Regions from separate parts of the Homo sapiens genome. Here region 2 is linked to region 1. A link is an interaction called in ENCODE POLR2A ChIA-PET data of the cell type or tissue named here. Cell type or tissue: A673. All regions are shown on one strand. Each heading gives the region's core, and the rest is flanking DNA. Links, peaks and the distances in the headings are about the cores only. Region 1 overlaps TDRD9 (tudor domain containing 9). Region 2 holds the start of LOC105370689 (a long non-coding RNA gene).

What was found. ChIA-PET counts read pairs that join two places held together with the same protein. Peaks named below come from ENCODE experiments on the same cell type or tissue, not always from the same donor. Only the 100,000 strongest peaks of a DNase experiment are listed, where the experiment ranks them.
Region 2: POLR2A ChIA-PET joins it to region 1 with 7 read pairs; 3 of 35 experiments call an interaction of 5 or more read pairs at or near these places.

What each region holds. Positions count from the first base shown.
Region 1 is chr14:103,957,812-103,972,886 of GRCh38, forward strand. It overlaps TDRD9 (tudor domain containing 9), which reads left to right. Exons shown (of 36, transcript NM_153046.3): 3 at 5,268-5,365; 4 at 7,522-7,743; 5 at 8,898-9,020; 6 at 12,730-12,810. Among named protein-coding and RNA genes, the nearest start is that of RD3L, 23 kb to the left of the region's middle. In A673, for the core only: no CTCF peak of the experiment used is centred there; no DNase peak of the experiment used is centred there; H3K27me3 peaks cover 635 bases.
Region 2 is chr14:103,870,947-103,886,021 of GRCh38, forward strand. LOC105370689 (a long non-coding RNA gene) reads left to right here and starts at 1,141. Exons shown (of 3, transcript NR_188198.1): 1 at 1,141-2,515; 2 at 6,449-6,649; 3 at 8,458-9,432. RefSeq lists silencers at 846-1,215, 1,226-1,285 and enhancers at 1,526-1,705, 9,006-9,300, 9,159-9,841, 10,525-11,206. In A673, for the core only: no CTCF peak of the experiment used is centred there; a DNase peak (open chromatin) is centred at 9,615.

The DNA of each region.
Region 1 (15,075 bases), core at 7,987-10,486:
GTAGCGTGCCGGATGGATTACCACTCTTTAGGACTAGCTAGATTACAAATGAATGCCTGAAACTCGAAGTGTCTGTTCTCATACTTTTAAGTTCATATGTGAAACTCTCTTTGCTTTCTTTATGCATGGTATCATAATATATTTGGGGCTTTTCTCTGGGCAGTCGGATCAACTATGGCTTTGGCTATTTATGGAGGTTTGGGCTACTTAGCCACTGACATTTATCAAGGTGTGTTCCAGGGACTGTATGAGACAGCGAGAATATGACAAGTAAAAAAGACTTTAACTCTGATCATCTCTGATCATTGTAGAGATGATCATTTAGTCATCCAGTTACACAAATAAATGCTTTTTGGAAATAAGTTATCTGAAAGCCAGCTCTATGGGGGTGTAAAACAAGGATTTGACTTGGGCTGTGGTGTCAGGAAAGTAACAGTTGAGCTTTGATCTGAAGGGTGAGTGGACCTTACTGAGGCAGTGTGGGGGTGCAGGGAGGGAAATGTGTGCAGAGGCCTTGTGCTGGGAGGAAGCCTGGTATTCCAGCCCTGAAAGAGGGGCCAGTGCTGCTAGGGAGTAGACAGTGGGTGTGGGAGGGCTGGGCAGGGTCAGCTGGAGGCTAATAGCCTCCTAAAGAGGTCCATGTTCTAATCCCCAGGACCTGTGAATATATCACCTTCATGGTAAAGGGGTCTTTGCAGATGCAAATTAAGGATCTTGAGATGGGAAGATTTTCCAGGTGGGCCTAATGTCATCACAGGGTTTTTCCTAGAGGGAAGCAGGAAGATCAGTCAGTAGTAGATGTGACAACAGAAGTCATAGGTTGGAGTGATACAAGGAAGAGGCCATGAGCCAATGCAGGCAGCTTCTCCATGGCTGATAAGGCAAGGGAATAGATTCTTCTTTACAGAGCCTCCGGAAGGATCCAGCAGCCATGCCAACACCTTGTCCTTCTCATCTTTGAACCTCTGCTTCCAGAACTGTAAGAGAATAAATGCATGTTTTAAGCCACTAAGTTTGAGGTAAAATGTGACAGCAGCAGTAAAAAACTAACACACTTGTATTGGATGAGGTTGGATGAGATAGGCAAGACTAGTAATAGGGCCTGTGGGCTGTAACGAAGAGTTTTGGTCTTAATACTCAGAGCAGTGGGAAGGTATGAAAGTTTCCATGCTTTTCTTGGGATGACTGTGAAGGGAGGAAGAGGGTGTCATGTGTTTAGATTTGTGTTTTACAAAAAGTGCTTTGGTCATATTTTTGAGAGTTGATTGGAGGGGGCCAGAGTGGACCTGAGGAGAATTGGAGGCATTGTCCTAGTCCAGGTGAGACTTGATGGTGTCTTTGACAGAGGATGGCAGTGGAGGAGGAGAGCCAGTTGAAGGACAAACCGGACAGGAATTGGTGATGCCTTGGACACAGGGTGAGGGAGGAGGCCACAGGAGGCAGAGAGGTGCTGTCCACTTCTTTTTCCTTGAGATGAGGTCTTGCTATGTTGCCCAGGTAGGCCTTGAACTCCTAGACTCAAGTGATCCTCCAGCCTCAGCTTCCTGAATAGCTGGGACTGTAAACATGTCACCGTCATGTCTGCTAAATGTTTTGAAGTGTTGAAGTGCCTCTGGAGCACTGAAGAAGTAAGGTCAGGTTATCGTGTGTGTGTGTGTGTGTGTGTGTGTATGTATACATACACACACACACACACAGACACAAAGCTATTTCTATGTCTATTTCTATTAAAACCATGAGATTACACTGATGCCTCTAATTCCAGTCCAGTGCCACAGGTTTCAGCATGAACATTTTGTTATATCCAGTTATAAAATAATTTGATTCAAAACACTTTTGATTTTGGCCTGATACAGGTGTTATTTCACTTATAAGTATTAAAAATTATTTCTAAATAGAAATCCAAGGACACCCATTCAGTGAATTTCTATCGATTACAGTAGAATCATTTTACATGGTTAAAGATTAATCATTTTTTAAAAACTGAGATTTATTTGCATTGATAAATGAAATCTTTCCTTACAGTGTGAGCCTAGTTCTAGGTTGTCGACTCCTGAAGGGTTCTGTTGCTTTCACACAACAATTTGAATTTGTCCTGGGATACAGTCTTTAGATTGTAGTTAAATTCCACAGTGCTGCCTCCTTTTAAATGTGGTGATATATTTAGTGGCTGTTTTCATCCTCCTTTTAGCTTTTCTTCTGGTTTTAAGAGAATGGCCTATGTGGAATGTCTAATAACCGAAAGAGAAACATTATTCTTCCTTCAAGTTAATTTTGTATTCAGAATACTAGTCCATATTTGGAGAAAGTCATATATAATTATCTATTTGGAAGATTTAATTTTATGGTTACATCAGTAATCCAGTAATTAAAATTATTTTCTGTAATATATAGTGTGTAGATTTGAAGATAAGTCTTAAGTTCACCATGTGAACTGACATACTTACCAGTTAAAATTCCTTACATGCTGTTTAGAACCTCTAGGTGCTGAACTTTTTGGTTAGATTTCATATTTGGTTGATGGTGATATAGTGATATGTCTTAGTGAAGAGAACTAGCAATTTTTATGGCTTCCAGTTTTCCCCAGTTCATGTAAAACATTGTGTTGTTAATCATGTAGGATAAAGAGACAGCAAGAAAATAAGAATAGTCAATTTTAAGGTTGAGCTGGTCCTCATGCCGTTTTTGGATTTTTGCTTTGTTGTATGTAGTTTGTTGATTTGCCTTAAATTATCCGTGATGGATTTCCTTCTTATTCTGTTGCTGATGCAAAGGTGCGAGAGCCACACAGCTGGGAACATTTCTGCTGTTTGGTTTCCTGTCTGCCCTTTGGCAGTGTACGCGGAGGCAGGACTTGATTTGTGCTGGGTCTGCTTCAGCCAGTGACCTAAAAATGTCAGCTTGTGTTTTGCGTTACATGGAGAAGGGGCTATGGTATAGACAGTACCGTTAGGACTTCTGGCATTTTTTCTTGTAAAATTTCTGTCTTTAAGTAGCAGTCTTCAAAATGCATGTAATCAAGTAATGTAAGCCAATATTGTCTAAGTAACAGGGCTTGTTTAGCGGCATGTGAGCCAGGGCTTGAAGTCTTTTAGCAAAACGAACGTGGCTGCAGCCTTTTTCGTCTTTCTAAAAGAATCTTTGTCACCTTCTTTCCCCTTTGAGTAGCTCTTCCTCAGCTTCTTACTCCCACCCTGTTCCTCACTAGAATACTTGCCTCTCCCTTTGTCTGCATGCTGTGTCTGGGCTCAGGGCCTTCTTTCTCTCAGTCCAGTTCACAAGGGCCATGGGGATTCTCTTCCCCTTCTTTCATTATGTTCAAGAAGGCCTAGGTATATTAACTGGGAAAACAAGAAGGCATCAGTAATTACCATAGCACTGAGAAGAGGAATGGAAGGAAAGTGAGACGTGATAATGGAAAGAAAATCCCTGTTTTAGTAAACTTGGCAATCACTAGTTAGGCTGATTAGAAGATTAAAAAGCCATAGGTCAGGCGTGGTGGCTCATGCCTGTAATCTCAGCAATTTGAGAGGCCGAGATCAGGAGTTCAAGACCAGCCTGACCAACATGGTGAAACCCCATCTCTACTAAAAATACAAAAATTAGCCGGGTGTGGTGGTGGGCACCTGTAATCCCAGCTACTCAGGAGGCTGAGGGAGGAGAATCGCTTGAACCCAGGAGGCAGAGGTTGCAGTGAGCCGAGATCGCGCCACTGCACTCCAGCCTGGGGGACAGAGCAAGACTCTGTCCAGAAAAAGAAAAAAGAAAAAGAAAAAAGGAAAAAAAAAAAAGCCATATCGGCAGGACAGCTTTCCTGAGTTAGGGGTCACTAATATTTTAGGAAGAACATACTCACAAAGAAGCTATTTTTGCTTTGAGAAAGTATGACAGATCTGGTTCCTCTGTTTATATAATTGAGAACAGGGACCACGTAACTTTGATTCAAATGTGGGAAAATAGCCACATTTTAATTACATGTTATTAGACCAGTTAGGAAAATGGGAATATATGTAGGGAAAAGATGTAGGAAAACAAGAGAGAAGCCTGGTTGTGTGTTTTATTAGGAAAGGCCGAGGGTGACACAGCAGGAGATGCTGGTCAGAAACAAGGGGCTGATAGGAAGGGAAGGTGAGTCGTGGGGTAAGGGAATGAGTGCGGTGCTAAATTTGGCTAAGAGTTTATTTTGGAAGTAAAACTTATTTCCCAGCAAAAGTTTGTCTTCCGTGAGTTTTGATGATTTGCCAGTTTGTCAAGTGATGACCAGAGGTTTAGAATTTGTAGTGCAGCCAGAGAGCAGGGCATGTTTTTACAAGAGGGCAGAGAAGTGTGCCTGGTCAGAGCTCTGTGTCATGTATCCTGAGCAGAGGCAAGCTGCCTGCTTTCCTGATACCTGTATTTCATAAATTGTTTGATTTATTTATTGCTATCACTGATGTATTTTAGTAGCAGGGAATGCACACTTAAATTGATGCATTCTGTTGAAATTTCAAGGAAAAGTTTTCTCTTTAACTGTTTTGGTACCACTGAATCAGCAATGAGTGCGTGTTTTACAGGCCTGTTTTAGAAGGCAGTGCTGAGCTTGCAATATTGGTGGCTGTGATGGAGGGATAGAATGTTCTCAGTTTGCTTTTATACAAGATTAATAGTGGGCTGCTAAGGGAAGTTTCTTAAGAAATTAAACTTTTTATTTTAGATTCGGGGGTGCATGTTCAGGTTTGTTACAAGAGTATATTGGGTGATGCTGAGGTTTGGGCTTCCACTGATCCCATCACCTGTATAGTGAACACAGTACCCAGTAGGAAGTTTTTCAGCCCTTGCCCCTCCCTCCCTCTTCTTCTTGGAGTCCCTAGTGTCTGTTATTCCCATCTTTATGTTCGTGTGTACCCAAGGTTTAGCTCCCAGTTGTGAGAACATTTAATATTTGGTTTTCTGTTTCTGTGTTAATTTGCTTAGATGGCCTCCAGCTACATCCATGTTGCTTGCTGCAAAGGACATGATTTCATTCTTTTTTATGGCTGCATATTATTCCATGGTGTATATGTACCATGTTTTCTTTATCCAATCCACCATTGATGGATACCTATGTTCGTTCCATGTCTTTGGTATTGCCCTGATGGCAGTTTTAGCCTGTAGAAAATGTATTTTTGTATTTGAGTGTGTGTGTGTGTGTGTGTGTGTGTGTATGCTGTATCTATAGATTAGAACATTGAGTTATCTTTTTCCAGATAAGAAATGGCATTGTATTTGTTTGTTTTGCCTTAATCCAGGTCCAAGGCCATCTTTGGCTAAATTAAGCAGTGTGACATGCATCCCAGGGACAACTTATAAATATCCTGATTTGCCTATAAGTCGATACAAGGAAGAGGTAAAATTGTTTTGTTATACTGTAATTTTGCTGTTTGAATACATGTCTGAGGCCCAATACTTTTGGTTTCTAATTTGAAAGTTACCAGTTGCCAGGTGAACACTTCTGTGGTGTACAAGGTTCTGTGGTGGATAAGAGGAGGGTGTGCTCAGGCCAACCTGCAGATGATTTTGTGTAGTAACCATATCGATGGCTTTTCTTTTGATCTGTGCTTTAATTTCTTTAGTCTTCGCCTGAGTACATCTTCTAACATTTAGTTTATCTAGTCTTTCCTTCCTCAAAATATCTGCAAGTAAACACTTAGTCTTCCCCAGGAGAGCTTCTTGTTTAAATAAACTCACTGCTAAATGTTTTTATGAAGCAAATGACATACCCTAGCATTTCCACTGGGTTTTCTTTACAGCGTTGGCCCTTTCTCTGCCTGTTGATTAATGTAATCAATCATTGACATACCATTGTATTAACAATGCCAGGCAGATGTAACAGTAGGACGATTAAGTTCCTAATTACTTGCGTGTTATTAAGCATCGTTAAGAGTAAGCGTATCGGAACCTTTATTAACTGGAAGAAGGAGTTACAGATAAAACTAGAAATGTTTCAAATTTAATTTTTACTTTGCTTTAGAGTAAATCATGCAACTAAAAATTAGAGGCCAGTATTCAAATTAATTTGTATTTCCTGACCATATCAATTGTTAGAAGGATAAGAGCTTAAATAAGTTTAGAGTGGAGGTCGGGGAGTTCTGGAGGAGGAATTTGAGTGGAGTTTTAAAAATGCTGCATATAATCTGTAAGTGGAAAAGTGGAAGTTACTTGTTTCCAAATATGTCTGGAGGTGGGAGGATCACTTGAGGCCAGGAGTTCCAGACCAGCCTGGGCAACATAGCAAGACCTCATCTCTACAAAACACACCCCCCAAAATTAGTGGAATATGGTGGCACGTGCCTGTGGTCCTGGCTTGGGATGCTGAGGTGGCAGGATGGCTTGAGCTTAGGAGGTCAAAGCTGCAGTGAGCCATGATTGTGCCACTGCACTCCAGCCTGGGTGACAGAGCTAGAGCCTGTGTCTAAAAATAAATAAACAGATATTTAATAGATAAAAATATGTCTGAAGAATTTAAGATGACATTTTAAAACCACTTGAATGTAGTAACAGCTCTTTTTCTCATGTTCAGTAGAATTATTTGCAGATTCATTACAAAATGTTAATAGAAACTTGGGAAGAGTCATAGAAATCTAATTTTACATTTTCATTTTTACAGAAGCAGTTGAGACCCAGGAAGCTGGAGTTAACCTGGCCTGGTTTTTCCACAGCTATCACTAGTTACTATTTTTTTTGTTGTTGTTTTTGTTTTTTTGTTTGTTTGTTTTGAGATGGAGGCTTGCTCTGTCGCCAGGCTGGAGTGCAGTGGCACGATCTTGGCTCACTGCAACCTCTGTCTCCAGGGTTCAAGCAATTCTCCTGCTTCAACCTCCCAAGTAGCTGGGACTACAGGCGCGCTACCATGCCCAGCTAATTTTTGTATTTTTAGTAGAAGCAGGGTTTCACCATATTGGCCAGAATGGTCTCGATCTCTTGACCTCGTGATCCGCCCGCCTTGGCCTCCCAGAGTGCTGGGATTGCAGATGTGAGCCACCTGTGCCCAGCCACTAATTACTGTTAAATAGGTAGTAGAGTTGCATTTAAGTGTGGCAACCGTTTGTCGCCTCCTTGCTCTCTTGTGTTGTGTTTAGAATGGTTAATTAATAACTTTAAGCAATTTGGGAAATTGCTGGTAATCCCAGCAATTTGGGAGGCTGAGGCAGGCGGATCACTTGATGTCAGGAGTTCAAGACCAGCCTGGCCAACACGGTGAAAGAAACCCTGTCTCTACCAGAAATACAAAAATTAGCTGGGTGTGGTGGTACACGCCTGTAGTCCCAGCTACTTGAGAGGCTGAGGCATGAGAATCGTTTGAACTCAGGAGACAGAGGTTGCAGTGAGCCGAGATTGCGCCCCTGCACTCCAGGCTGGGCAACAGAGCGAGACTCCATCTCAAACAAAACAAAACAAAACTTTAAGATGAAAGAAAAATAAATCCTGAAAGACTTCTTAATATAGGTGATACTTTACATTGCCATTTTGTGCTGATTTTGAAAGAATTTTTTAAATTTCTAGGTTGTGTCTTTGATAGAAAGTAATTCCGTGGTGATTATCCATGGGGCCACGGGAAGCGGTAAAAGCACTCAGCTCCCGCAGTATATCTTGGACCACTACGTTCAGCGCTCCGCCTACTGCAGCATTGTGGTCACCCAGCCCCGGAAGATAGGGGCAAGCAGCATCGCCAGGTGGATCAGTAAAGAGCGTGCCTGGACCCTGGGAGGTGTGGTGGGCTACCAGGTGAGACTGGGAGGGAGGGAGGGACTAAGAGAGCCAGCTGTCTCTCTATTCCTTAATTTTATTAAGTTTTTTTCTGTGTAAGTTGATAGTATGTGACCATTTTCTGCTGAAAATTAGTTGTGTCTCATGCCTGTAATCCCAGCACTTTGGGAGACCGAGGCAGGCGGATCACATTAGGTCGGGAGTTTGAGAGCAGCCTGGCCAACATGGTGAAACTCCGTCTCTACTAAAAATACAAAAATTAGCCGGATGTGGTGGTGCATGCCTGTAGTCCCAGCTACTCGGGAGGCTGTGGCAGGAGAATTGCTTGAACCCGGGAGGCAGAGGTTGCAGTGAGCCAAGCTTGCGCCACTGCACTCCAGCATGGGCAACAGAGTGAGACTCTGTCTCAAAACAAAAAACAAACAAACAAACAAAAAAAGAAACCAGCTGCTTATAGAAGAGAACTGTGGCATAATTTTAAAAAGCAGTGAAACAGAATTTCTTGAAAATAAGGCTGGGCATGGCGGCTCACGCCTGTAATCCCAGCACTTTGGGAGGCTGAGGCGGGCAGATCACTTGAGGTCAGAAGTTTGAGACCAGCCTGGCCAACATGGTGAAACCCCCTCTCTACTAAAAATACAAAAATTAGCCAGGCATGATGGCACATGCCTGTGATTCCAGCTACTCAGGAGGCTGGGGTATGAGAATTGCTTGAACCCGGGAGGCAGAGGTTGCAGTGAGCTGAGATCATGCCACTGCACTCCAACTTGGGTGACAAAGTGAGACTCTGTTTCGAAAAGAAAAAAAGAATTTCTTGAAAATAAATTGTAATTTCTTTCCAGTTGAATAGGAAAGCAGTAAGAATTCTCATGCTTATGGCTTTTATAATTTTATCTTTTTAATTATATCTGTAATCTAGAAGATGTCTTGATACACAATTGTTTTAACATAAAAATGTTATAGCAGTGTGATTAGATGAGCCAACCCCTGCCGCCCTCCCCCCAAAAAAGAAGAAAATAATTGACTTGAGAATGTCACTTTTAATTTGGAGCCTGTGTATCTTTCGAAATACCTTAATTTTTCATTCCCTTTCTTACCCCCATTATATTAATAAAATGGACATAACTTTTTTTTTCTCTTTTTTCCTTTCCTTTTTCCTTCTCCAATTTTAGGTAGGGCTAGAGAAAATAGCAACAGAGGACACCAGGCTAATTTATATGACAACTGGAGTCCTGCTTCAGAAAATAGTTAGTGCCAAGAGTTTGATGGAATTCACACATATCATCATTGATGAAGTAAGTGATGTCATCTACTTGTAAAGGTCATATTTATCTCTCTTAAAAAAACTCTCAGAGTATTGTGAACCCTGTCTTTGTGCCTGTCTCAGCTTTCTTTATTTTTTCCTTCCCCTTTACTTTCTGGACTTTTCTCAGTAAGGATGGAATGTTTTTTGATTTTGTTTATATTTTAAACATGAGTTTTTTGGTGGGGAATGTTGTGTTTGAATAACTTTCCCAAGAACTTTGGTACTGGTTCTTAAACTCTTGTGTTTTAAACCTTATCAGTAATTCTGTTTGGGAAGCTTGACTTATTTCTAGAGGAATTAGACACATCAGCAAATAAATAGGATTTGTGAGAGGTTGTGAGACAAGGGTAGGGTGTTTAATAGAGTCTGAAATCAAACCATTTGGGCAACGGGCTCATGCCTGTAATCCCGATACTCTGGGAGGCCAAGGTGGGTGGATCACTTGAGGTCAGGAGTTCGAGACCAACCTGGCCAACATGGTGAAACCCATCTCTACTAAAAATACAAAAAAAAAAAAAAAAAAAAAAAAAAGATTAGCTGGGTGCGGTGGCACACACCTATAGTCCCAGCTACTTGAGAGGCTGAGGTGGGAGAATAACTTGAACCTGGGAGATGGAGGTTGCAGTGAGCTGAGTTTGTGCCACTGCCCTTCAGCCTGGGCAACAGAGTGAGACTGCGTTGGAAAACAACAATAACAACCAAAAGGATAAACCCATTTGGGCAACTGTTTAGGGTAGTGTCTCTGCACTCTATTTTGATGCATGGGATAACGAATAATACAACATATACTCCAGGCAAAGCTGAGTCAGTGCGTTTGTGATCTTATGTACAGGCACTTGGTTTTAAATTATTGTAGGGCATTTGGTGGGAGAGTAGGAGAGGGTGAAAATGATCTACTGTTTCTTACAAAATAGGGTGATATATAATACGGTTCAGAATTTTTCTTTATGACTTATGGTAGTTTTGAATATCTTTATAGTAGGTAGAGACAAATTCAGATTTAATAGATAATATGCCAAAAGATGGCATTATGAAGGTTGTAATAGTTATTCATTGGGCTTTTTAGTATAATTGAGCCCACTTTACATAAAAGGAAACTAAAGTTTAAGGAAGTTCAGTGCTCAGGCCACAAGTAATTAGTGATGTTGCTGGGTTCATCCCTGGGTAGTTTACTCTAGAGGCTGTGGTGCTGGTGCCTACATTTATTTTCTGTGTGTCTGACATATTTCTCTGCCTACGTGGCCTTTGCACACCCATACTTGAGTGACACAGATAAATCCATCAATGCTGTGTTACTGACTATATCCTTTTCTCAAGCTCTGCCTTAATAGCTGAGCAAAAGTTAGCTCCTCTCTTCGAGAGCTTGCCCTACTGGGGAGCGGTAACCAACAGAAGACCATCGCGCCATCACGGCAGCTTCCTGCTCTGCCTCTGTCTGGTGCGGTGTCAGCACCTTGTAGATGCCCCAGGGATTATTTGCTTCATAAATGAATGGACTGGATTCAACTACCTGAAGTTTTAGGTTTACATATAGTATCGTTTGCATTATCTGGGATTATTTGAATTTCAAAACAAATACAAGAACAAAAGTTGAAGATAGCCAGCCAGTTTAAAATGGAATAATGTTTTAAACTTTCCAGCTCTTAAGGATAAAGTAGCTTGGGCCGGGCACGGTGGCTCACACCTGTAATCCCAGCACTTTGGGAGGCCGAGGTGGGCGGATCACGAGGATTTGTGAGATCAGGAGATCGAGACCATCCTGGCTAACATGGTGAAACCCCATCTCTACTAAAAATACAAAAAATTAGCCGGGCGTGGTGGCGGGCGCCTGTAGTCCCAGCTACTCAGGAGGCTGAGGCAGGAGAATGGCGTGAACCCGGGAGGCAGAGGTTGCAGTGAGCTGAGATTGCGCCACTGCACTCCAGCCTGGGCGACAGAGTGAGACTCTGTCTCAAAAAAAAAGAATAAAGTAGCTTGGCCGGGTGCGGTGGCTCACGCCTATAATCTCAGCACTTTGGGAGGCCGAGGTGGGCGGATCACCAGGTCAGGAGATTGAGACCATCTTGGCTAACACGATGAAACCCCGTCTCTACTAAAAATACAAAAAATTAGCCGGGCATGGTGGCGGGCACCTGTAGTCCCAGCTACTCGGGAGGCTGAGGCCGGAGAATGGCGTGAACCCGGGAGGCGGAGCTTGCAGTGAGCGGAGATCGCGTCACTGCACTCCAGCCTGGGCTACAGAATAAGACTCTGTGTAAAAAAAAAAAAGCAAAAAAAAAACCCCCCAAAAAAAACTAGCTTTAAGCAAATCATTCATTCAATAAACTTTTTTTTTTTTTTTGAGTACTGCTATGGAAAAGGTGCCTCCTAAGGGGCTGAGGTTATAAAGATGAGTACTAGGGAGACCCATCTGCTGATGTGTGTATGTTTATGTGTTAGAAAGGCTGGTGTAGGGATCCTGGAGCCAGTGGGTTGCGGGGCAGAGGGAAGATGATGGGTGTGTGAACTCAGAAGAGACTGCCACAAGCTGAGGAGAGCTCACTTTGGGGCTTTTTGCTGATGATAGCCTTGATTTTTCTTCTCAAGTAAAAGAGAGGATGTTTGTGCTGAGGAAATGTTCTGAAGTCAAGTGACAGCATGAGATTTATGATGATGTTAAATACCTTTTAGCTACTGATTTTTGTTTTTCTTTTCTCTATGCTACTTCTCTAGACATCTCCTTCAGTGGGAAGTTCAGAAGATAGTAGGGCCTGGAATAGAATTACTTACAGAATAAATCCTTACACCTCTTACACTGAGGAAAGGAGAACTCCCTCTTTGAAACTTAGTAATTATCTCTCCACTTCGGCTGAGAAATGTCCCAGAATAGAATCTTACCGTCCCCTTGTACATTGATGTTTCCTAAGTTCTAGAGTAACTGGCTTCTTTAGAACAGTAGCAGGCTGCCTAGCCCTTGGGTGCTAGCTGGTTCTGGGGTGGGGCGGGGTGGGGGGGCTGTGGGTCCTGGGGTGGCTCTGACTGTGAGGTCTCTGTCTGAGGAGGGCTGCAAGGTCTGTCTGAGGTGCTGCCTCCCTGACTGCTGTCCCCGAGTGTCAGTGCTACTGACCTCGGGTCCTAACCTTGCTCTGGTTTACCTGTTTGTGACTGACCCAGCTTTTCCAGGACCAGCCCTTGCCCACCCTTGTGAGCTGCAGTTATGCACATCATGGAATGTGTCCTGTAGGGGTCACATGGCTCCCGGTCAGTGTTAGACTGGCACATCTTCTTCCCTGTGCTTGCTTGCTCAGATGACAGTGTACCTGCAGGCCTGGCAGGGGTTGTGGCAAGGAGGGGCCATGGGAGGCTGGCCCAGTGGTTCTCTGTGCTTGAGGTAGGTGGAGAGGTTTCTGGTTGTCACAGTGACCTTGGGCACAGTTGGCAGTAAATGAGCAGGGGCGAGGGTGCAGAACATTACTCTGCCGTCTCTCAGGGGGCCCTAAGGAGAAACACTGGGGGCCGTGACTGAGTGGGTGGTCTGTGGTCTGTTGGCCGATGCTCTTTGCTTCCTCTTAACCAGGAGTGATACTAGCCCCCTGAGGAACTGCATTTAGCAGAGAGAACTGGTTTAGTCCCCAGTCCCCCAGTGGTGCCTTTCTGTCAGCAGTGTCATGTGTGTTGCCTGATGCCATGTGGGGGGTGCCCCCTTTTTTATTTTGTAGGTACACGAACGAACAGAAGAAATGGATTTCCTGCTATTGGTAGTCCGCAAACTCTTAAGAACAAATTCACGTTTTGTGAAGGTAAATTTGATTTCATGAGTAACAGACATATTTAGGATTAAGATTCATTGTTTAGTTTTGTTTCTCTCTATAGTCTGTTGGTGTCTATAGAGCATTCTGGGACCCCGGACAGATACTAAAATCTGAGGATCCTCAAGTGCCTTATATGAAATGGCATAGTAAAGTATTTGCATGTAGCCTATGCACATCTTCCCATATGCTCTAAGTCACCTCTAGGTTATCTACAATACTGAATATAATGTAAATGCCATGTAAATAGTTGCTATACTCTATTTTTTAAATTTGTATTTTTATTTTTTCTGAATATTTTTGATTTTCAGTTGGTTGAATCTGCAAATGCAGAATCTGGATACAGAGGGCTGACTGTATTTTTTTTTTTTGAGACGGAGTCTAGCTCTGTCGCCCAGGCTGGAGTGCAGTGGCGTGATCTCGGCTCACTGCAAGCTCCGCCTCCTGGGTTCATGCCATTCTCCTGCCTCAGCCTCCCAAGTAGCTGGGACTACAGGCACCCACCACCAAGCCCAGCTAATTTTTTGTATTTTTAGTAGAGGCGGGGTTTCATCGTGTTAGCCAGGATGGTCTTGATCTCCTGACCTCGTGATCCGCCCGCCTTGGCCTCCCAAATTGCTGGGATTACAGGTGTGAGCCACCGCGCCTGGCCCAGGGCTGTTTGTTTGTTTGTTTACTTATTTATTTATTTTGAGATGGAGTCTCACTCTGTTGCCCAGGGTGGAGTGCAGTGGTGCGATCTCAGCTCACTGCCACCTCCGCCTCCCAGGTTCAAGCAATTCTCATGCCTCAGCCTCTTGAGTAGCTGGGACTACAGGCACCCACCACCATGCCAGGCTAATTTTTTTTTTGTAGTTTTTGGTATAGATGGGGTTTTGCACCAGGCTGGTCTTGAACTCCTGACCTCAACTGATTTGCTTGCTTTGGTCTTCCAAAGGGCTGTGATTACAGATGTGAGCCACTGCACTTGGCCGGGCTGACTGTATTTTAACAGAAACATTTGAAACTGATGACGCTTAAAATTCATGATCATGTGTAGTACACCAGATCTTGCCAGGAAGCCAACTAAGGGGCATTCTTTTATGAACAGAGTACGGATACTTTTTGGTTATTATGTTGCCTTAAACTCTCATATTTTCTCCAGGCTGCAGAAAATGGTCTAGTTGACTATAATGACATGCTGGGTTTTGAGCTTTGCTTTTGGTTGAATAAGTACCACAGTTTAAAGGTATGTGAATGAAGCTGGGTGGTACAGTGGCTCACGCCTGTAATCCCAGCAGTTTGGGGGGCAAAGGTGGGCAGATTGCTTGAGCCCAAGGAGATCAAGACCAGCCTGGGCAACATGGTGAAACCCCATCTCTACAAAAAATACAAAAACTAGCTGGACATAGTGGTGTGTGTCTGTGGTCCCAGCTACTTGGGAGGCTGACGGAGGATTGCTTGAGCCTGGGAGGTCCAGGCTGCAGTGAACTGTGATTGCGCCACTGCACTCCAGCCTGGGTAACAGATGAGACCCTGTCTCAAGAATTAGCCGGGCGTGGTGGCGGGCGCCTGTAATCCCAGCTACTTGGGAGGCTGAGGCAGGAGAATTGCTTGAAGCCGGGAAGCGGAGGTTGCAGTGAGCCGAGATTGTGCCACTGCACTCCAGCCTGGGCAACAGAGAGAGACTGCATTTAAAAAAAAAAACAAAAACAAAACAAAAAGTAAGTGAATGAATCTGCAGTCCCTGTGTTCGAAATAGCACCAAAGTGCATTGAAATTTGAGAACAGAGTATGTACTAGTATTTGAGAGACGTAAGTAGAGTTAACTGAAAGTTGATGGGAATGATAAATATCATTTACTTCTTATTTGAACAAAAAGGAAGAAGGTGTGAACTAGGCCAAAATGGCGAAGGGTTTAGAATAATTGTGCAGTCTAAATAAGTCTACTCATAGGTCGACCTTAACCCAGCTGTGCTAAGCAGAGGTCTGTGGGAAACAGCTTGATAAAAGGCCGCATGGTTGGGTTATTCAGTTATTCTATGATGGGGCTGCTTTGGAAAGCAGTTGCTTTCTAAACCATAAAGCATTTTGTCTTCAAGTGTTTATTTGTTGAGGAAAACATTTCTCTTTCTCTTTCCCATGTCCCCAGGTGGGGAAGCTTCTGCCTTAGGATGTTCATATTTTCACTGGGTGGGTGCTGAATGAATGGAACTCGACACTTGCAATCAGTTGTCTTATTGCTTGAGGTGACTATGAAATGAATGAGAGAATTTG
Region 2 (15,075 bases), core at 8,462-10,961, 86 kb before region 1:
ATTATTTCGAAAGCATATGTTGTTACGAGTATGGGGACATCTGGACTTTCTCTTGTAGGAGTGCATCCTTGCAGGTATCTTTAGGCTGTTCCCTTAATTGTAAGCTTCTTGTGACCACAAGTTGTGGCTGGCAAGGAATGTGCCTTGTTAGTCTCAGGATGGAGATGAACTTACAATGGCATTGCTCTGGCTGTCCTGGGCTCCTGCTTCCCTAATGCGCTGGGCGCTGTGGCTCAAGCCTATAATCCCAGCACTTTGGGAGCCCCAGGAAGGAGGATCGCTTGAGCTCAGGAGTTCAAAACCAGCCTGGGCAAAACATATTGAGACCCCATCTCTACAAAAAATTGAAAAAAAAAAAAAGCCAGGCATGGTGGCTTGCGCCTGTAGTCCCAGATACTGGGGAGGCTGAGGTAGGAGGGTCTCTTGAGCCTGGGAGGTGGAGGCTGCAGTAAGCAGAGATCAGTCCCTGTTAAAAAAAAAAAAAAAGTGACAGTCCCCAGGAAGGTGCAGGTCGATGGTGGCAGCCACTGTGGTGGCTTGTGGCTGGTGTTCTTGTCCTATGTTTGTAGCCATCCCTAGGTCCAGGGTTCAGGGCTTCCTGTTCCCAGGAGGGTTCAGATAAGAGGCCCCGAGCAGCCACTCAGGCAGAGCCTCTTCCTGGGGAGAAGGTGCTCCCTGGGGCGAGCAAGTGGGCAGGCCTTGGCTCTCTCCATTCCTGAATACCTTCTACTGTCTAGGTAGTAGAACACCTTCTACTGACCCTGGCCCAGGCTCAGATACGGTCCAACCCGGCAGACCCTTCCCGGGGGCCTGTGACGGTCCCAGGCAGGGAGAGCCACGTCGGGGTGGTGGTCACCCCCAGCGCCCTGAACCTGCGAAGGCCCAGTGTAGGGGTGAGCGCGCACCGGCTGGGGGGACGTTGGAGAAGCCAAGCAGAGGCAGCCGGGCGCGCCTTCCTGCCCTCCCGGTGGAGGAGGACGCGGCAGGGACAGGCGGGCGGCCAGCCGGCTTCAGGACGCTTGACAAGGGTTTTGGCTGAGGGTGCGCCCTGGGCTCTGGAGCGCCCAGGTGCCCCGCCACCCACGGGGGGCGTGGTATGGGGGCGTGGCCTGGGCGTGGCCGGCACCGCCTCTTCCCTTTCCTGAGTCCAGAGGGCCCCTCCTGCCCGCCACGTTTCCTTCCTGCTGGGGGGCTTCTGTTCTCCCAGACCGGGTCGGTGCTCTTTTCCCCCGGCGCCCCTCCCCCACCCAGCCCGGGCCTTGCCTGCCGCAGCCACCTTCTTCTCTGATGCTGTGTCCTGGACTTGGTGACAATGGCAAATTGACAAGAAGGCGAGCCTGGGCCTTTCCTGCGGCGACATCCAGCTTCCCCCGCCCCTCCCTGGGTGGGTGCCCACCACACGCCCAGCCTGCCGCGTGCTTATCCAGGCCCTCCAGGCCAGGCCTCCGGGTCTTATGGAAGAAGGCCCCGTGTCTGGGCAGTGCCGTGGCTGTGAGTGAGCATCCGGGGCCAGTCAGATGTGCCGTCTCCGGAGGTCACTTCCATAGTGGCCATCAACAGCTTGGCCAAACTCGGCCGCAGGATCTTTTCCTATCAATTGCAGGATGGACTCTTCCCGCAGCCATGCGACCTGTGGCCCGCGGTCCTGCTCCCTGAGCTGGAGGAGGCTGAACAGAATGAGCAGGTTGAGGCCTGTGGGAAGGAAGAGCCACATCTCCTTCATGTTTATTACCCCCTCCGCAGGCCATAGCTAGGAGGCCTTGAAGGTTTTTTTAAGGGGGAAAGGGGGTTTCCAGAACCACAGCCGGCTCAGCAGAAAGTCTCCACCAACAGAATCTGTGGGCGCACATTCCTCAACAGCTGAAGAAGGGGCTGGAGGGGCTCATGGCATCCCCTCCAGAGGCAGGCCCAGGGCCCTGTGTGCAGTGGGGGGTCCTGCATCTGCATTGTTGTTAAGAAAGTGACATTTGGCTACATGGAGTGACTCATGCCTGTAATCCCAGCACTTTGGGAGGCTGAAGCTGTCAGATTGCTTGGGCCCAGGAGTTCGAGATCAGCCTGGGCAACTTGGTGAAACCTCATTTCTTTTTTTTTGAGACAGGGTCTCACTCTGTAGCCAAGACTGGAGTGCAGTGGCACAATCTCGGCTCACCGCAACCTCCACTTCCCAGGCTCAAGTGATTCTCCTGACTCAGCCTCCCGAGTAGCTGGGATTACAGGTGTGCACCACCACGCCTGACTAATTTTTGTATTGTTAGTAGAGACGGGGTTTCACCATGTTGGCCAGGTTGGTGTTGAACTCCTGACTTCAAATGATCCACCTGCCTTGGCCTCCCAAAGTGCTGGGATTACAGGCCTGAGCCACTGCGCCCGGACTTTTTTTTTTTTTTGAGATGGAGTTTCGCTCTGTCACCCAGGCTGGAGTGTGGTGGCATGATCTCGGCTCACTGCAACCTCCACCTCCCAGGGTCAAGTGATTCTCCTGGGTCAGCCTCCGGAGTAGCTGGGATTACAGGTACGTACCATCATGCCTGGCTAATTTTTGTATTTTTAGTAGAGACAGGGTTTCACCACGTCTGCCACGCTGGTCTTGGACTCCTGACCTCAAGTGATCTGCCCACCTCGGCCTCCCAAAGTGCTGGAATTACAGGTGTGAGCCACCATGCCCAGCCCTCATTTCTACAAAACATACAAAAATTAGCCAGGCTTGGCACACACCTGTAGTCCCAAGTACTCAAGAGGATGAAGTGGGAGGTTCACTTGAGCCTGGGGAGGTAGAGGCTGCAGTGAACCATGTTCTTGCCACTGCACTCCAGCCTGTGTGACAGTGAGGCCCTGTCTCAAAAAAAAAAAAAAGGCAACACTTCTTGAGGCTGCTGGTTTTTCAGCCCTGCTGTGCTGCATGCTTTTGGCGCTCACTCTAATTCACAGGGCCTCGAGGGCGAGACTTCGGCTCACAGCTGTATCCCAGGGCCTAGAACTGTGTCTGACATATACCAGGTACTCAATAAACCCTTGTCACACAAACCCCCAAGAACATTTCACAATGCTTTTCTTTTTTCTTTTTTTTTTTTTTTTTTTTTTTTTTTTTGAGACAGAGTCTTGCTCTATCGCCCAGGCTGGAGTGCAGTGGCGCGATCCCGGCTCACTGCAAACTCTGCCTCCTGGGTTCACGCCATTCTTCTGCCTCAGCCTCCCGAGTAGCTGGGACTACAGGCGCCTGCCACCGCACCCGGCTAATGTTTTGTATTTTTAGTAGAGATGGGGTTTCACCGTGTTAGCCAGGATGGTCTCGATTTCCTGACCTCGTGATCCACCCGCCTCGGCCTCCCAAAGTGCTGGGATTACAGGCATGAGCCACCACGCCCAGCCTTTTCTTTTTTTTCGAGTGCAGTGGCGCGATCTTGGTTCACTGCAACCTCTGCCTCCCTAGCTCAAGCGATCCTCCCACCTCAGCCTTCCGAGTAGCTGGGACCACAGGCACGTACCACCATGCCTGGCTAATTTTTTGTATTTTTAGTAGAGACAGGTTTTTGCCATGTTGCCCAGGATGGTCTCAAACTCCTGAGCTCAAGCCATCCACCCACCTCAGCCTCTCAAAGCGCTGGGATTACAGGCATGAGCCACCAGACTCAGCCTTGTTTCTCATTTATACAGGTAGCGATTGGAGGCTCAGGAAGGGAATTCATTGCCCAAGGTTGAACACTCAGTGGGAGAAGCAGGCCAGGACACAAGCAGGAGGGGCTCCAAAGCTGAGTTTGTTGCTGCAGAGCCTTTCCTGAGGTTGGGGAGGGTGTCTGCAGAAGGAGGCTGGAGACTGCTGTAGAATCACTACTACTGGTGACATCGTTGTTCTTCTCTGACCTGACCCCTGAGTTGGTCAGACTTGGCCATGTGGACAACCCCCTGCTTCTCCCACTCTCTGCTGCCCTAACCTGAGACTGGTTATTCAAGTGTCTTCCTCACTGTCTCCCCCAAACAGGAAGTATTTTTTGATGCTCTTGCATCTGGGGCTGACCCAACACTGCTCATCCCATGTGGTCATTGCTGGCTTACAGGTCAGTCTGGCCCTTGCATTCGATGTTCTGTAAGGACAGAGCTCATGGTGCTGGCTCTGAGAAGGAAACAGGAAGTGGCAGATGGAAGGGTGGGTAGGTGGGTAGGTAGATGAATGGATGAGCCGGCGGATGAGTGGGCAGATGTGTGTGTGTACGGACAGGTGGGTGGATGCATGGATGGACAGGTGGATGAATAGATGGGCAGATGGATGGATAAATGGAAAGGTGGGTGGGTGGATGGATGGATGGATGGGTGCGTGGATGGTTGGATGGTTGGATGGATGGATGGATGGATAGATGGGTGGGTTGGTTGGTGGATATGTGGATACATAGATGGATTGATGGACAAGTGGATGGGTGGATGGATGGATGGATTGATGGACAGGTGCATGGGTGGGTGAGTGAATGGATGGATGGGTCGATGAGTGGGTGAGTAGATAGATGGATGGATGGATGGACAGGTGGGTGGGGGTGGGGTGGGTGGATGGATGGATGGATGGATGAATAGGTGGGTGGGTAGACAGATAGATGGGTGGGTGGATGGCCAGGTATGGTAGCTCACATCTGTAATCCCAGCACTTTGGGAGGCCAAGGCGGGCAGATCACCTGAGGTCAGGAGTTTGAGACCAGCCTGGCCAATATGGTGAAACCTATCTGTACTAGAAAAAAAAAATACAAAAAATTAGCCAGGCATGGTGGCATGTGCCCGTAATCCCAGCTACTTAGGAGGCTGAGGCAGGAGAATTGCTTGAACCCGGGAGGCGAAGGCTGCAGTGAGCCGAGATCATGCCACTGCACTCTAGCCTGGGCAACAGAGTGAGACGTCTCAAACAAAAAAAAAAAGATGGGTGGGTAGGTGGATAAATAGGTGGATGGGTGGATGGGTGGATGGGTGGATGGATGGGTAGATGGATGGGTGGATGGGTGGATGGGTGGGTGGGTGGATGGGTGGTTGGATGGATGGGTGGATGGGTGGTTGGGTGGGTGGGTGGGTGGATGGGTGGTTGGGCGGGTGGGTGGATGGGGAGGTGGGTGGATAGGTGGATGGGTGGGTGGATGGGTGGGTGAATGGTGTGTTCTCAGCAGCAGCCAGAGGACCACTCCTGTCTCCCTGTATATGCTGATTTGCTGGGGTTTCTGGCCAGAAAGAATCATATAGGCTGTCCATAAAACAGCTGGAGAGGTGGGTAAAGTTTACCCTGCAGATGACAAGGCTCAGGGGAGCAGGAGAGCTGCCTTTGAATATTTAGAGGACTGTCCCTTGGGAGTAGGCAAGGACACCCCTCCTGAGCCTCACGGCTCCACAGGTGGACCAAGAACCAGTGGCAGAAGTACCAGGGAGGCAGATGGTTTCTTGAGGCTCAAGCTGCCTGCTGGTTTCAGACACCTTCTCTTCTGGGGCTTCTGCCAAATGGTAAATGGAACCCGATCTTTTTGCAAACTTACATTTTTAGTTCTGAAATTGTTGATGACTCCAAACATTTTTATAATTAACAAAGTGTCTTGGCTGGGCATGATGGCTTAGGCCTGAAATCCCAGTGCTTTGGGAGGTCAGGGTGGGAGGATCACTTGAGGCCAGGAGTTCCACACTAGCCTAGGCAGCATGGTGAGACTCTGTCTCTACAAAAAGTTGTTTAAAAAAGTAGCCAGAAGTGGTGATGCACGTCTATGGTCTCAGCTACTCGGGAGGCTGAGGTAGGAGGATTGCTTGAGGCAGGGAGTTTGAGGCTGCAGTGAGCTGTGATCTTGCCACTACATTCCAGCCTGGGTAGCAGAAAGAAACCCTGTCTGTAAATGAACAAACAAATCAACAAAGCATCTTTTTTTAAAAAATAATTTTATACTTAAACATATTAAAAATTATATTATTGTAATAGAGATAGGGTCTCACTGTGTTGCCCAGGCTGATCTCAAACTCCTGGGCTCAAGCCACCCTCCTGCCTTGGCCTCCCAAAATTCTGGAGTTATAGGCGCAAGCCAACGTAGCTGGCCAACAAAGTGTCCTTTGAATGAAAGCAAAACAGTCATAGTCATAAATGACACAGAGATTTTTTTTTTTTTTTTTGAGACGGAGTCTCGCTGTCACCCAGGCTGGAGTGCAGTGGCGCGATCTTGGCTCACTGCAAGCTCCGCCTCCCGGGTCACGCCATTCTCCTGCCTCAGCCTCCTGAGTAGCTGGGACTATAGGCGCCCACCACCATGCCTGGCTAATTTTTGTATTTTTAGTAGAGATGGGGTTTCACCGTGTTAGCCAGGATTTCCTGACCTCGTGATCCACCCGCCTAGGCCTCCCAAAGTGCTGGGATTACAGACGTGAGCCACCGCACCCGGCCGACACAGAGATGTTTATGATGGGAAGTAACACTGTGCCCCCAACCTCCCCACCCCAGTTTTTCTTCCCAGGGTCTCCCCAAGAGCTGCTTCCTTTGACTCCTGCTGTGTGTAGTTCTGCTGACAATGACCTGGACAGCTCTGCGCCATGCACAGCGTCTCTTTTCTCCGACTTACCAAATTTTAGACACTACTGACTCCTCCATGTGAAAGATGGGAATTCAGCTACATCACATTACCCTACAAACTTTATTGTTAATGTAATTATTTTTATTTCTTCTACTGCTTTTTTGGTAACTTTATTTATTTATTTATTTATTATTTATTTTCGAGATGCAATTTCGCTCTTATTGCCCAGGCTGGAGTGCAGCGGCACAGTCTCGGCTCACTGCAACCTCTGCCTTCTGGGTTCAAGTGATTTTCTTGCCTCAGCCTCCCGAGTAGCTGGGATTACAGGTGCCCACCACTACGCCCAGCTAATTTTCTATTTTTAGTAGAGACGGAGTTTCACTATGTTGGTTGGGCTGGTCTCGAACTCCTGACCTCAGGTGATCTGCCCACCTCAGCCTCCCAAAGTGCTGGGATTACAGGTGTGAGCCACCATGCCCAGACTTTTTTTTTTTTTTTTTTTTTGAGACAGTTTCTCTCTGTTGCCTATGCTGGAGTGCGGTGGCGTGATCTCAGCTAACTGCAACCTCTGCCTCCCGGGTTCAAGTGACTCTCCTGCCTCAGCCTCCCAAGTAGCTAGGCCTACAGGCGCGCACCACTACACCCAGCTAATTTTTGTATTTTTAGTAAAGATGGGGTTTCACCACGTTGGCCAGGCTGGTCTGGAACTCCCGACCTCAGGTGATCGCCCACCTCAGCCTCCCAAAGTGCTGGGATTACAGGCTTGAACCACTGCGCCCGGCATATGTTTTAATTTAATTTTTAAAGACAGGGTCTTGCTCTGTCACCCAGGATGGAGTGCAGTGGTGTGGACACAGCTCACTGCAGCCTCGAACTCCGGGGCCCAATCGATCCTCCCACCTAGTCCTCCTGTGTGACTGGGACTACAGGCGTACACCACGCTGCCAGCTACTTTTTGTATTTTTGCAGAGCGGGGTTTCACCGTGTTGCTCAGGCTGGTCTTGAATTCCTGAGCTTAAGTGATCTGACTGCCTCAGCCTCCCAGATTGCTGGGATTACAGGCATGAGCCACTGCTCCCGGCCCTTGGTAACTTTAAATAATATTCTTTCTGCTATTAGGGAAACAAGAGCCTAGGAGAGCCAGGGTCACAACATCTTAAAACAAACTTCATCTTAAAACTAGTAAAGGACATTCCTTGCCAGTCACATAGTACTGAGATATTTACAAATGAGAAAACAGCTTAAAAATACCTGCAAGGACACACTCCCACAACGATGAAAAGTCCAGATGTTCTGATAGACACAATAATATATGCTTTCAAGATAATTCTACTTATGCTGTTTGTACCTGCATACTAAAATGTCAAGGATAGTTTTCTTTAAATCAACCGAATAATAAATTCTGTCATGCTATCAGCCCACCCGCGCACGTGGGCACAGCTTAGTTTAGTCTTTATACAGATAAGACCCCCATATAAAAAAAACTTAAAGCGGGCGCATTTTCTCTGCTTTCTGAGGTCGTCTCGCTCTGTAACTGAGTGGCTTTCAATAATGAGCTTTTAGGCCAAGTGCAGTCGCTCACGCCTATAATCCCAGCACTTTGGGAGGCCGAGGCAGGCGGATCACCAGAGGTCAGGAGTTCGAGACCAGCCTGGCTAACGTGCTAAAATCCCATCTTTACTAAAAATGCGAAAATTAGCCAGGCGTGGTGGTGGGGGCCTGTAATCCCAGCTACTCGGGAGGCTGAGACAGGAGAATTGCTTGAAACCGGGAGGCAGAGCTTGCAGTGAGCTGAGATGGTGACATTGTACTCCAGCCTGGGCAACAGAGTGAGACTCCGTCTCAAAAAAAAAAAGAATATGTTTACTTTCACACTCACCTCTGACCTCCTCTTGGGAAGACGAGGTTACCGGTGCCTTCCCTTCTCTTCCACTTTCAGATTTCTTCCCGGTCAGCCCCAAACACTGAATGTAAATACGGTCCAACATCAACCTGCAAACGAACACTGACATGAAAGTGCAGTTGGAAAGGATCTCGCAAAGGAACAGAATCTGGTGATCCTAATCGTAATGAACGTGATCGCCGGGTATTGAGAGCTTGCAGGTACCAGGGCTCCGGCACTACGTGTTTCACAGGGGCCACTCGGTAGACCTCTTGGTGACCTTGAGGTCAGGTACCACGTTCCCATTTTACAGAGGAGGAAACTGAGATAACCTACGACAGCGAAAAGGTAGCAGAGCTGGGACTGGTGCCCAGGCTCGCCGAGTGGAAAAGCCCTCGGCCACCGTGGAGAGCTCGCTTCCTGTGGTCTGAAGCGTCGCCCCTGCACCGGCTTCTGCTGCCAAGGATGGCTTTTCCTCACTGGTGCCCACCTACGCTCACTTGTGTCATGTGGTTAAGCCCTTTTGGCAACATAAGACCTTTCCCAAGAATGTGCCTCGGTGCAGAGGAAGACGGTGGGGGCAGGCCCCCTCCCCGGGATGCTCCACCCTCCCTGACCTCACACGGGTGCAACCTGGGCCGTGGCCGAGACCTGCTGTGTGGCAGACAATGGGAAGCCTGTGTGTCGTCCTGGGTGCCGGATTTAGACAATATTTAGCTTTCCCTTGGTGGAAAAGCCTTTCCCCTCCTGCTTTGGGCAGGAACTGGTTCCTGTTGGGCGGGGCCTGGCTGCTGCCCCACCCCCACCCGGCCGGGCACCTTGACCGGCAGCTCTCCGGGCTGCTCCCTGCCTGTGTCCCTGAGCACTGACTCCAGAGGTTTAATCATTAACGGGCACGTTTGGCCTTCGGTCGTGGGCTGGAATTTGGGACCTGTGCCCGGGAACAATGATCTCCGACACATTATTTTGTGTAAAATCACTTTTAGCTGCCATTAGCTAATAAAGCTGGAATAAAGTGAGGTCCATTAACCAGCACTGGCCTCTCGGCCTCTGGGGCTCCTTGGGAGGGACCCAAGGGACTCACCTTTTGAGGACCGTGAAATCGCCGCTAGAAAATGTGCTTACAATTGTGGTCCAGCACTGAAGCTGCTCAGTATGTTTTCAGTCCCCTCTGTGGCAACCCCGTGTGTGGTTTTGGGGACTGGCAGAGTGCCCTGGAAGCGTGCCCACGTGCTGCAGATCCACCAGAGGAAATGCTCGGGAAACGCTGACGCCTGCTTTGCCCCCTGTTTCAGGGTCACCGAATGAGAAGCTGTTGGGATGAATGGCTCCCCCACCCTCCTAGCCCGGGCCAGGGGTCGCCCAGCAGCAATGCCCACCTCCCTTCGTCATGGGAGGAGCTAGTGCTCCAGTCAGCCCTTTTCATCCTGAGCTGTTTGCTGGAAGTCACCAGTGGGTATCCACAGCGCAAGCCTCCTCTCTCTCCTTCCCCCAACCTCTGAGACAGCTGGCTGGATGCTCCCTCCAACCCCATTCCCCTGCCCTCTCCTGAGGACAGCTCTGTCGGGAGCAGGGCCTCCCAGCAAGAGCCAGCAGCTGCGCTGTTTCTGCTGCTCCAGCATTTCGGGGGCAGCTGGCTGGAAGGGTAGGGGCGATTTAGAGAGGCCCACTGGCAGGTGTGGTGATGGGACTCCATGTCTCCCGCATGGGACGCCCCCTCCTCCCTGGGCTTCATTCTTAGGGTCCCCAGTCATTCTTCCCTGGGCACAGCCCTCCCTCTCTGTGCCTCATTAGCTCATCCCCAAGTCCACCCTACAGCTGGTCACCTCCGTCTTGGTGCAGCCTGCCTCCATGGCCCCGCCTGAATGCTGAGTGCCCAAGGGCCAGTGTTGCAAGGGGACCCCACCAGCCTTTCTACAGAGGCAACCAGAACCCTCTGGCCTCTCCCCATCTTCCTGCCCTCCCACATTTCTGCCTCCCTAGCTCTGCCCCCTGCCCCAGGAAGCTGAGGCTGCAAACTCAGAATCTGCCTTCGCCTCTGGTGCGCTGCCAACTCCCCCTTGGGCAGGCCTGTCGCCTGCAGCCTGTGTCTGTGCTGCCCTCCACTGCCGTGGCAGTGCCCAGGCCAACTGGTCGGCATGCTTGGGCTCAGGGACAACTTCACGGTCAGCACGTGGCTGTGCATGGCCTTGGACACCTGGAACGTGGAGCCGGTCAGCCAGCAGCTTTCAGACAGGGAGGGGCCGAAGGGTCCAGGCCACACAGAGGGCCAGGGCCAGCAGCCAGGCACTGGCTGCCACCACCCGTTTTCCCCCAGCAGCCCTGGGCTCTCCCTTGGTGGCTCTGCTCTGTGACTGCGGGCTGGTTCTTGGACCTCGGTTCCCTGCTGTTCTGGGAGGCTCGGGGCCTAGCTGAACTTGGGGCCTTCCTGCCTGCCAGCCCCTGACTCCGGATGGCCAGACACACTCCCAGAAACTCCACCCGGCCTCTTGTTGGCCACCGGAAGGGCTGGCGAGAGCTGCAGGATGCGCACACCCCTATTGAGGGCTTGCCCGCTGCCCCTCTGGGAGCCTTCCTGGAATCCGGGAAATGAAGGCGCTCTCAGGCAGGACACCCAGTCAGATCCGTCTCGTGCAGGGCTCCGGGCCCCGTTCCTGGCCCTGCCAGGGAAGCCAGACCCGGCTGCCCAAGAGCAGACCCTGCCTGCAGAAGCGCTCCCAGGGGAGACAGCCAGGACCTCACTGGGAACAGACCCCCCAGGTTATTTCCAAGCCTGCCCCTCCTTTGCCTCCCTGCTGCCTCCTCATACCCCCCCCGCACCCCGGCTGAGAGCAGCCACCGCCCAGCTTGCCCTGCCATGGTTCTCTGCTCAGGCTACAGCCCCCTGGATTAGAGTGGTTTACTGGTCTCTGCTACTTTTAGGATCAAACCTAAACTCTTAAAGAACTTGACCCACAAAGAGCTGGCTCTGCAGATCCGTGGGGGAAAAGGTAGACTACTCTGTACATAGGGTTTGGACAACTCTCAAGAGAGAAAGCTGGTTTATTTCACATCACTGGGAGAGATCCACTCCAGAGGGATTAAATAACTTACAATATAGAAAATATTCGAGTGTGGGCCCTCCTTCACCCCCAAAGTGGGGTGGCTCTCCAGGGTCATCACTGAAAACACTCGATTGCATAAAAGCCCCGTCGGCTCTGGGCACAGCCAGGAAGGTGCATCTCCCCAGACAAACAAGCTGTATTATCTCCAGCATGTAGGACAGGGAGGTGATGTTCTCCAGATGTTAGGAGCTGCCTCCCACTCCCCGGCCCTGCCCAGGCTGAGTGCCTGCTGAATGCTTTATGTAAGTGCCAAATGGCAGCGCTTGCACCCTGGGGCCGGATGGAACAGCAAGGAGGCCTCGGGCCTGGGTGGGGGCCTTGGGGCCCTGCTAACACCATGGGAGGACCTGTGAGGACCAGCCCTGGGGAATTGCACCTGGCCTCAGGCCCTCCCCTCCTGGCCTGGGACAGAACTGTACAGCCTACTCCAGTTCAGTGCCAAGTGGAGCCACTCCTGCAGGGCAGTGGGCTGGGTAGGGATGCCACATGTGAGCCGCAGTCTTGGCAGGGACCTGGTTAACCTTGCCCTGCACGCAAGGTAGTCCCTGGACACCACAAAGACCAACCGGCTCCAGCCCGGTCCCAGGGAGCTTGTCTCAGAGACCGGCAGGCAGGGCAGGCCCGCTTCAGAAGCTGCCCTGACGGGACATTGCGCTTGTCGAGGCGACACAGACAGACCTGATGCAGCCCCTGCCGCTGCTCTGCGACCCAGTTCCCTGAGCTTGGCTTCTCTCAGCTGTGGACAGGGATAAGAATCAGGGCACCTGCCTCAAGGGTGGCTGTGAGGGTGAGATGGCGCAGCCCAGGTGCCCGGACATAGTCAGCACTTGGGAAGGTGCCCTGGGTGTGCCCCAGGTGCATAGTGCACACAGGGTGGGGATGAGGGGCTCCCACAGGTCTGGAAGATTTCCTGGGTCTGCACTGGGTGGCCTGGGCTGACACGTGGGCAAGAGCACCCTGGCCTGCAGGGCACAGGATGTACAGAAACTCCAAGGCCAGGGGGATGGTGAGAGGCTGTCCCACTACAGGGCCTGGAGAGCCGCTGTGGTCTGGGAGGGACAGCGTGCCAGACTTTCCTCCTGGGAGTCTCCTGGCCTCCTGCTGTCTGTCATGACCGGGAGCCTCCCGGCCTCCTGCTGTCTGTCATGACCGGGAGCCTCCCGGCCTCCTGCTGTCTGTCATGACCGGGAGCCTCCCGGCCTCCTGCTGTCTGTCATGACCGGGAGCCTCCCGGCCTCCTGCTGTCTGTCATGACTGGGAGCCTCCCGGCCTCCTGCTGTCTGTCATGACCTCCTCTGGCTCCCAGAAGGCCTGGGCTAGTTCATTTCCCCTCAAGATTCCCAAGCCAAGGGTGATGGTGTATGCCTGTAGTCCCAGCTACTCTGGGGCTGAGTCAGGAGGATCACCTGAGCCCAGGAGTTTGAGTCCTGAGGAACATCTCTGAAAAAAAAAAATTAATTAAATTAGAAAACGATTCTCCCAGCACTTTGGGAGGCTGAGGCGGGCAGATCACTTGAGGTCAGGAGTTTGTGACTAGCCTGGCTAACAGTGAAACCCCGTATCTACCAAAAATGCAAAAATTAGCCAGGCGTATTGGTGTACGCCAGCTACTCCAGAGGCTGAGGCAGGTGGATCACCTGAGGTCAGGAGTTCGAGACCAGCTTGGCCAACATGGTGAAACCCTGTCTCTACTAAAATACAAAAATTAGCCAGGCATGGCGGTGCATGTCTGTAATCCCAGCTACTCCTTAGGTTGAGACAGGAGAATAGCTTGAAACCGGGAGGTGGAGTTTGCAGTGAGCTGAGATCATGCTACTGCATTCCAGCCTGGGTGACAGAGCGAGACTCCATCTCAAAAATAAAACAAAATAAAATTAAAATTAAAAAAGAGTCTCAAGATGCCCCCAAAGGACTTGGCAAGTGCCTAGTAATGAGGGCTCTGTAAATGTCCGTTTGAGAATCTATCTCGTCTCAAGATTCTCCTCACTCTCCTTCTCCCCGCACTGCTCCAGCGATGCATGAGCTTGGTCCTTGAAGTTTTTTCTTTTTTTCTTTTCTTGTTTGTTTGTTTTTGAGACAGGGTCTTGGTGTGTTGCCCAGGCTGGAGGGCAGTGGCACCATCTTGGCTCACTGCAGCCTCGACCTACCAGGCTCAAGTGATTCTCCCACCTCAGCCTCTTGAGTAGCTGGGACCACAGGTGCACACCACCACACCTGGCTAATTTTTGTATTTTTGTAGAGACAGGGACTCGTTATGTTTCCCAGGCTGGTCTCAAACTCCTGGGCTCAAGCGATCCTCCTGCCTCAAAAGTACTGGGATTACTACTCAGCCTCCTAAAGTACTGGGATTGCAGGCGTGAGCCACCATGCCTAGCTGGGTTTCTTTACAGAAGAGGGAAGTGAGGTTTAGGGAGGAAAGAGTTTGCCCAGAGTCCCACAGCTGGTCCAAAGCCTGTCCCAAAGCCCATTGTTCTCCCATGGGGCAGCCCCGGTTCTGCCATAATTGCTGTGTGTCCCTGGGTTAATCATTTTCCCTCTCTGGGCCTCCATTTCCCCATCTGCAAAACGATGATGTCTGAGGCCCCTTCTGGCTTGGATGGCTCCACAGTGGACTTTCCTGCCTGGTGGCTGTGGCGGCTCCTGAGGAGGGGGCCCTGGCCTCGCAGGGAGGCCAGTCACCAGCTTCGCTACGAGATCCAGCATGCCAGCCCCAAGCCGGATGCCCTTCATATGGATCCTCGACCACCAAATGCTGCAAACTCTTCATGTTACCGTCCCTTCTCCAGGCTCTGGTTAGAGAACCAGCATTCAGAAAAGCTGATCCAGGACTCCCAGGAAGCACAGTGGGGGGCACCCTGGCCTCTACTCCCCTATCCTTTAAGTAGACTCTGCCCCAGCCTGATGAGGTTTTATCAGGGGACCTAACGGGGACCAAAGAAGGGGCTGGTCTTGGCTCCATCCACGGCCACTAAGGATGGCCCCTTCTCATACCATCTCCCAAATTCCTGTGGCCCAGAGTCCCCCCCATGCCTGCTCCCTGCCAGCTGTCAGGGAGCCTGGGGGAGGTCTCCCTCCGATGGTCCCTCCAGCAAACTCCTGCATGCTCAGGAGCGTCCTTGTCCTCCCACAGCCGAGGTCAGGGCCGGTGGTGCTGACCTCGAAAGTGGCCATGGCCATGCCGCCTCTGCTGGCCTGCTCCAGCGGGCGAGTGCCCCACCCTCGCCTGCAGCCCCAAGGTTCCTGCATGCGGGTGCCTACCTGTGAGAGGGCAGAGGGCAGACCAAGGGCATGGCTCAGCCTGGAGGTGGGAGACTCTGATGGCAGCCACCACAGGGGACCACAACGGCAGGGTAGAGCCCACTGTGGGGGCTCCTAGCCCCTACCCTTCTCCAGGAATGTCCCTGACATGGAGTGGCCCAAGTCTGGACCGGGTCATCCTGTCCCACGGGCTTCAGCCGATTGGTCCCCCAGTGGGCCCTGACTCTAGTTGAGGGTCAGACTCTCCTCCTGAAGCCTGATGGGCCAGGGAGGAGCCCCCGGTTTGTGGGGTAGGTATGAGGAAGGGCCGTAA